Linked DNA regions of Homo sapiens: region 1 is linked to region 2. The links are chromatin contacts, found by Hi-C or POLR2A ChIA-PET in ENCODE. All regions are on one chromosome and are shown on one strand. The core of a region is the stretch at or near the end of the contact, and the rest is flanking DNA. Distances in the headings are between cores, read along the strand shown. Region 1 holds the start of AP1AR-DT (AP1AR divergent transcript). Region 2 holds the start of MCUB (mitochondrial calcium uniporter dominant negative subunit beta).

Region 1 (3,548 bases), core at 657-3,156, 2.7 Mb after region 2:
TAGTTTCCCCCAGTGGTGACATGTTACAAAACTATTGCAATATCACAACCAGAATACTGACATTAATATAGACAAGATGCAGGATTTCCATTCCCTGACCCATGGCAATCAATTATTCTGTTGTCCACTTACATAAATTTATCAATTCTGAGATGTTACATAATGGAATTACACAGTATATAAGCATTTGAGATTGGCTTTTTCTTTAACCATAATTTCCTACAGATTCATTTCAGGGTGTGTTCATCAATACTGTGTTCCTATTTGTTACTAAATATTCCATAGGATAGATGTACCAGTTTCTGTAAACATTTATAGTTGAATTTTAATGATTATTTCATTAATACATTTGTCTAATTTCAGGGGTTGGAAGGAGAAAAGAAAATGCTTTCACTAGGAAGTCATTCGGTCATCCCAACATTCACTGAAAGCAAACCATTGGGACAAATGTTATCCTATGCTTCTGATTACAAAACAACTAAAACCCAAATAAAATAAACATTAGTAAGTAGCAGTGCTAAGATTGAAACCAGATACGTATTTAAAGAAGCAAGAAAATGAGTTCAGAGAACATTTTATCATCAATAAAAACTTTCTAAAATGTAACAATTTTTCTAGGTTTAATTAAACAGGCTAAAAACTTGATGTGTCCAGTCCATGAGAGCATCCTCCTATCCACTGGACGAGGTGTCTACTAAACCACATCTTATATCTATTGTGAGGCCAACTGTCTTGAGGCCAAACAAGACGCGAATTATATGGTAGCACTTGAGAGGGCTGCGGACACATTAGAGCAGCTTTCTCTTCCCATCTACAGCAGTTCTGGGCAGCATGCTTGGAATGGCAACGCTGACGTCCCCGAAAAACCCCAGCCCTCTTGCCAATTTCCTCTGAACCCCAACTACCCAACCCAAAATTATGTGAAGATCTGATTTTCAAACAAAACGAGGACAATAATGCACCATTATTACGTTTCCCTAAAACATTAACAGTATGGAAATTAAGACACAAACCAGAGACCGGAAAAAAATCTTGGTGCGTTCAAAGTAACCTCAATCAGTTCCCGAGTCTATTTTCCGCTTATGGTGCAGTATTAACAAAAACTAAGCACACCGTGCAGAGAAACGCCCCTTCGCACTTATGACTTCCGGCCTGGGACTCTGGCTCCTCACACGCCTTTGATACAAAGTTCGAAGGCTGAGCCTTAGCCATGCCACGCCCAGCGTGCTCCGGACGAGGATGCCCGAAACTGCAATGAGAGAGGGAAATTTCCTAGTCAGGTCAAGGTCCAACAAAACAAACGTCCGCACGCAGGAATTGAACCGTCTCGCAGGCAGAGGCGGCTGAACCAGGAGCGAGCGGAAGTGACGCACAGGCCGGTCGCCAGAGAAGGCGGGGCACCGAGGTAGCGCGCCCAATTGGGGCGCGGGAGAGGCCGGGGGTGTGGCAGCGTTGGCGGCGAGCAGGGGCCTGGGCGCGCTGGGGGCGGGGCCAGGGTGCTCGGCTCGCGGGGACTGGCCTCCTTCGGCAGCTGGAGGCGGTCACTCACGCTGGGCTAGGAGCTGAGGCGAGAAGGGCCATGCGGACGGCGAGGGAGTCCAGAGCCTTGAGCCCGGTGCTCCTCCCTCGCGCAGCGGTGGCTCTGCGGCCGCTGGAGTAAACACTGCCTTTGTTCCCTAGCGCCTCGTCTTTCGTCGCCCCGTGCCCTCACGCCGCCGGGCTCTGGCCGGCCCGCCCTCGGTCCTTGAACCCCATTTCGGCTCGTGCCGTGCGGATGCAGCTGCCGGGCCTGGGTTTGGGCATTGAGCGGGAGGAGGAGGAGGAGCGGCGGCGCCTGGGCGGCATGCGATGGGGAACTGCTGCTGGACGCAGTGCTTCGGACTGCTTCGCAAGGAAGCGGGGCGGCTGCAGCGAGTAGGCGGCGGCGGAGGGTAAGCCCGCTGGGGGAGGGGCCCGGCCCCCGTGGCTCCTCCTCTTCGGCCCCCGGCGGGGAATCCCTTTCACCGTCCCCCGGCGGCTGGAGGTGGCGGTCGAGAGCCCTGCTACACTCACTGCTTAGCAGACGTCAGACTGGTGGTCGTCTTGGAGGCCCAGTCTGGGGTCCGGTCTTGGGGCCTCCTCGGAAAGAGGTAGAAGAGGGGGCGGGGTGTCCCTCCTGCCAGGGCGCCCTGTCACGCGGGGAAGGAGTCACGGGAGACATCATCTCCAGGAAACAAGGGGTAGCTTCGCGCTAATGGGCTGTAGGACCGGCTCCACGGCAACCTGGACACACCCTGCGCTGAGCTTAGGTTTAACGCCAAAGCTAGTATCCCTGTATCTGACCCTCTCTTTAGCCCTGGCAGAGCAGGTGGGATCTGGCTCCGGAGTTAATGCCTCAGATTGATTTTAAGTAGAAGTCATTTGGATGCTGGAGTAAAATAAGGTTCCAGATACTGATGAACTCTGGTAGCTACAAAGACTTGCTGAATTGCAGAGTTCCCAATGGGCATTCAGATTCTTGGTGCTCATAACTACAGGGACAATGTGTAATTTTTTCGTATTAAGTTTTTGAAATTTCGAGAGGAATTCCTTGCCCTGATTGCTACTCAAACGTCCTGTAACATTAGGTAAATTGCAGTCCTTCTGAACTTCACTTCTCTTGAGTAAACCTGGGATATTGCTTAGGTTTTGTATATGCACCATCCACAGAATAGTAATTTCATAATTCCGTTTTTGTGTTTTTTTATTTCATATATATTGAAAAAATTAGAGCAAATTCCTTTGGGGTTGGCTTTGTTGTTATTAAATGTCCCTCCGGAATTCAAACCTAGAATTGAAAATCTGAACCAAGCCAGTTTGTGTAAGGACTAAGACTGTTTTGCACTTTCTGAAACAGATTGCTAATTTTTCATAATCTGTTCCATTTAACTAACATTATTGGGTAATAAGATGTTCAACATAAATAAATTGCAGTAAATGATCATAATTTGAATCTTTGGTAATGGAGATCTTATAAAATATAGGATTCTCATTCATTAATTAGGCATTGTGTCACCTCTCTGATACAAAATAGCTAAGGTTTTACACTAAGTATCCCTAGAATGGAAGGGCAAGGATTTGCAGTTTGTGCCTAGTGTAATATTTCGATTTCCCTAATTTATGAGTTATTACTCTTGAGTGGGACATGACAGTTGTTTTATCTTGTCATCCAGGATCATCTGGTTTAAGTATTTATAATTTTTGTGTGTGAATGAAACTTACAAGGTCAAGCTGCTTAAGTAGGCTTGCCCAATAACTAGATGCCACACAATCTTTGGCTTTTACTATTATTTGTAGTTGTGTTACAGGGCGTTAAATTCTAACTCCAAGAAAGTTGGTTGGTGAGGGAGCAGTACTTACATTCTAAATGGATAAGCAAAAAACTTTATATTTGACTTTGGACTACATGATGTGTCTGTGGACTTTAGTTTTGTTTTTTTCATGGGGTCTCCGTAGAGTACGGCATTAAAATTGTAGGTTCTACTCCCTCAGCTCGTGAGCTTGGCAGCACAGGGAGGTGGCAGGAGGAA
Region 2 (3,575 bases), core at 788-3,287:
GCACTCTGTATCTAGCTCAGGGATTGTAGACACATCAATCAGCACCCTGTCAAAACGGACCAATCAGCGCTCTGTAAAATGGACCAATCAGCAGGATGTGGGTGGGGCCAGATGGGGGAATAAAAGCAGGCTGCCAGAGCCAGCAGTGGCAACCTGTCTGGGTCCCGTGCCACGCTCTAGAAGCTTTGTTCTTTTGTTGTTTGCAATAAATCTTGCTGCTGCTCACTCTTTGGGTCTGCACTGCCTTTATGATCTGTAACACTCACCGTGAAGGTTTGCAGCTTCATTTCTGAGGCCAGTGAGACCCGAACCCACTGGGAGGAATGAACAACTCCGGACGCGCCACCTTAAGAGCTGTAACACTCACTGCCAAGGTCTGCAGCTTCACTCCTGAAGCCAGCGAAACCACTGAACCCACCAGGAGGAAGAAACTCCAAACATGTCCGAACATCAGAAAGAACAAACTCCGGACACGCTACCTTTAAGAACTGTAACACTCACCACCAGGGTCCGCGGCTTCATTCTTGAAGTCAGTGAGACCAAGAACCCACCAATTCAGGACACATTATCAAGATTCTTCACAAATGTTAATAGGGATTTTTATCAGTTTTAGTTGTAGTTTCCAATTTCTAAAAATGTTCAGGTAATTTTTTTACACCTTTCAGAACCTAGCTCATGAGTGTTGAATCAATGCTTTTTCATGTCAATTCTTTGTATAGGCATTCTTTTCAGTTGTATTAAACAAGAACCCTTCACAACAAAAAAACAAAAATACACGCTTCTTTCACTTGGAGCACTAGCTAATAGGAGGAAAAGATTCAGGTAAGGTAATTTACCTTCCCATATGAACTTAAAGTTTCATGTGTCACTCTCCATCTGGGGCAACTGTATTTTGAAAGACATGCTAGTTAACACAGGTGAATCAGCCTTTAATAGTGATAAAGTTTTTACTATAGTAGAAACTTGTGATTCTTTCCCTTTTCAATAAGGAAAGGAGATTACCGCCAGGAGTGATTTGCCACTTATTGCAGGTTTGCCAATTTTGATTCATTAACTGAACCCTCTTGCAGATTCAGGAGATAAAAATGCGGAGTGCCCAGTTAAATTTGAATTCAGATAAACACCAAATAATTTAGTATATCCCAGATATTTCATTTTTAAAATAATAAATGTGACCCATGCAATATTTGGGACATACTTCACTATTTGTATCTAAAATTCAAGTTTAACTGGGCATCCTATATTTTATCTAACAACCCTACTGTAATTGGTTTAGGTTGCTCTTTAATGCCTTTGGTTTGCTTTCAAAAATAAGTAGTCTCAAAACAAAGCATCCGATTTCCCAGTAGTTAGAAGAACTCAATACCGGTTCCGAAGCTTCTTCAATTAAAAACGTGCTTCAAAAGAGAAGCCAATTCTGTGGGAGATACTTTCCCAAAAAACTCGGGTTTGGGCCCCTATACCGTGAACTACAAACCTCCGCAGGGGTAGGCCCGGGCTGCCCGCCTCACACCGCACTCGCCAGCGAGCAGGGGCCCGGCACCGCAGCCCGGGGCAGAGGCCTTGGAGGTTGTGGAGGTGGGAGAGGCCTCGGCCGACCCGCTTCAATCCGTCTTCTCCAAGCTCGGTGGGGAAAACAAACTTCCTGAGCGGCCCTGCCCCCTCCAGATGCCGGACGCTGTTTTCGTCTCATCCCCGTCTGGGTTGGATGGCGAAGACGGCGCTCAGAGCACGCAGCACCGGGAATTAACAGCGAGTTTTGAAATCTAGAGCTCGCAAGGTGTGCGTCGCCTGCTGCTGTTCATTCCAGAGGGTCTTCTGCTGGAGAAGGAGGGGGCCCTCGACCTCGGGCTCCCGCTCTCGGGCTCCCGCTCTCTCGCTCTCTTTTTTTTTTTTTTTTTTGGTCGGAGGAAAGAAAACAGCCCTGCGCCCGGATGCGTAGAGAGCCGACAAGTGGAAACAGGGACACACCCTCCCGTGAGCCCGCCCAAGCTGGAGCCGCGGCGCGCTGAGCGAGCAGGCGGGGCGGGAGCGCCCACAGCTCGGAGCCACCAGGCGCTGACGAGGAGCCCGGCTGAGGGAGGATGCGCCGCTGACGCCTGCGGGAGCCGCGCGCCTGGGGCGGGAGGATGCTCCAGAGGGGCCTCTGGCCGTGGCGCACGCGGCTGCTGCCGACCCCTGGCACCTGGCGCCCAGCGCGCCCGTGGCCGCTGCCGCCTCCGCCCCAGGTAAGAGCGGGTGCCGGGCTGTGGGGGTTCGGGGTAGGCTGGTGCAAAGTTTGCGTTGGACAACTTTGGCGGGAGCAAAAGCCGAGCGGCCGAGCAGTCAACTGCGTTTTGCTGGCTGCCGGGCTCCGCGCGCCGGGCGGTCCCGACAGGTGGTGGCCGGGCGGCCGACGTGGGTCACGGAGGCCTGGGCTGAGGTCAAGACTCCGGGCCCGGGGAAGGTGAAGCCAGAGCGCTGCGGCTGGGGGTGCCTCACCCGGGCCGAGATAGGGTGCGGGGACCACCAGACTTCGGCCTGGGAGCAGCAGAATAACCTGGGAGGCAGTTTCTGGGCTGCAGCTCTCGGTCAGGAGCAAGTTTCCAAAGCCGCTGCGCCGCGGGGCCGGTTCCCTCTTGGTGATCAGTGCCCGAGCCCCTAAGGAGCCCGGAAACGATGAACGGGGCAGTGACCGTCCCGGGTGTGGACGGTCGCAGGAGAGTGAAATTTCCATCCTGAAATCTGCGAGCACCTCCCTTTCCCAGAAGGAAGAAAAACTCGCGTTTTGTTCAGACACCCGAGAGACGGGTGAATCATGAGTGTGCTGGTGAGTAACAGTTGGCCTGACACCGTTGTATTGTGGTCTGTGGAGAACCGTGGCTTGGAGGAGTAGAGAGTGGATGTGCACCAAAAAAGACTAGAAGAAGGGGAAAGCGCTGAGTTTAAGGAGGATTGCGATGGAGCCTGACAGGAGCCCGGGAGTGCAAACTCTGACCCAGATGAGGAAAGACAGCCAAAGCCTTCAGGGTGTGTGTGGTTGGGGAGGGAGCTGTTTCTGAGTTTTCGTTTGTTCCTCCCCCACACTGTTAAGATTACTTTCAGATTGTTAAAGGCTTAAAAGCCAAAAAGTAAGCAGTGTGATTCTCTTGTCACTTTCACTTCCTGTTTATTTTGTTCTTTTTTTTCCTTCCCCCCCTTTTCCTCCAGCTGTCTGAGGGCTTCAGTTTCAATTGATGCAGGGAATATTTAAGTGCATTTTTTTTTCCTTTTCATTGAGCTTGTGACCAAAGGATTAAGTGCATTCAGAAAATCAATTCCAGGAATGTTTGAAAGAGAATGAGGAAGGCCATGTTGTTACTAAATGTAAGAACAGGGGCAAACTCCTTAAAATGTAAAATGGTAGACTTATAAAGTCATTGGGGAGATGGGCTTTTTATACTTTTAAAGGTTGTACTTTTACTGTAAGTGTTGCATTGTGTAGTCAAAGAGATACCAAACATTAAAACAACCCAATACGAGGAACCCCTTTCACATGCCATTTTAAACACAGATTATTGTTTTTTGTTGTTGTTTTTGGAGACGGAGTCTTGCTC

The links. A loop is a pair of places that touch in the nucleus more often than their neighbours do. ChIA-PET counts read pairs that join two places held with the same protein, here RNA polymerase II (POLR2A). Pooled maps may share reads with other maps.
Region 1: a loop to region 2 is called in a map of B cell, with 6 times the contacts of the local background. The contact joins the promoter of AP1AR-DT here to the promoter of MCUB in region 2. A Hi-C loop is called at or near these places in 1 of 168 maps with a recorded cell type or tissue (B cell) and 6 of 50 pooled maps. POLR2A ChIA-PET finds 5 or more read pairs at or near these places in 1 of 52 experiments (endothelial cell of umbilical vein).

Annotation. Positions count from the first base shown.
Region 1 is chr4:112,230,244-112,233,791 of GRCh38, forward strand. AP1AR-DT (AP1AR divergent transcript) reads right to left here and starts at 1,907. Exons shown (of 1, transcript NR_186684.1): 1 at 1-1,907. AP1AR (adaptor related protein complex 1 associated regulatory protein) reads left to right here and starts at 1,544. Exons shown (of 10, transcript NM_018569.6): 1 at 1,544-1,931. The coding sequence starts at 1,849. RefSeq lists enhancers at 1,317-2,264, 2,289-2,338 and silencers at 1,369-1,648, 1,809-2,078.
Region 2 is chr4:109,558,209-109,561,783 of GRCh38, forward strand. It overlaps MCUB (mitochondrial calcium uniporter dominant negative subunit beta), which reads left to right and starts at 2,038. Exons shown (of 8, transcript NM_017918.5): 1 at 2,038-2,228. The coding sequence starts at 2,130. RefSeq lists a silencer at 1,985-2,304 and an enhancer at 2,725-2,924.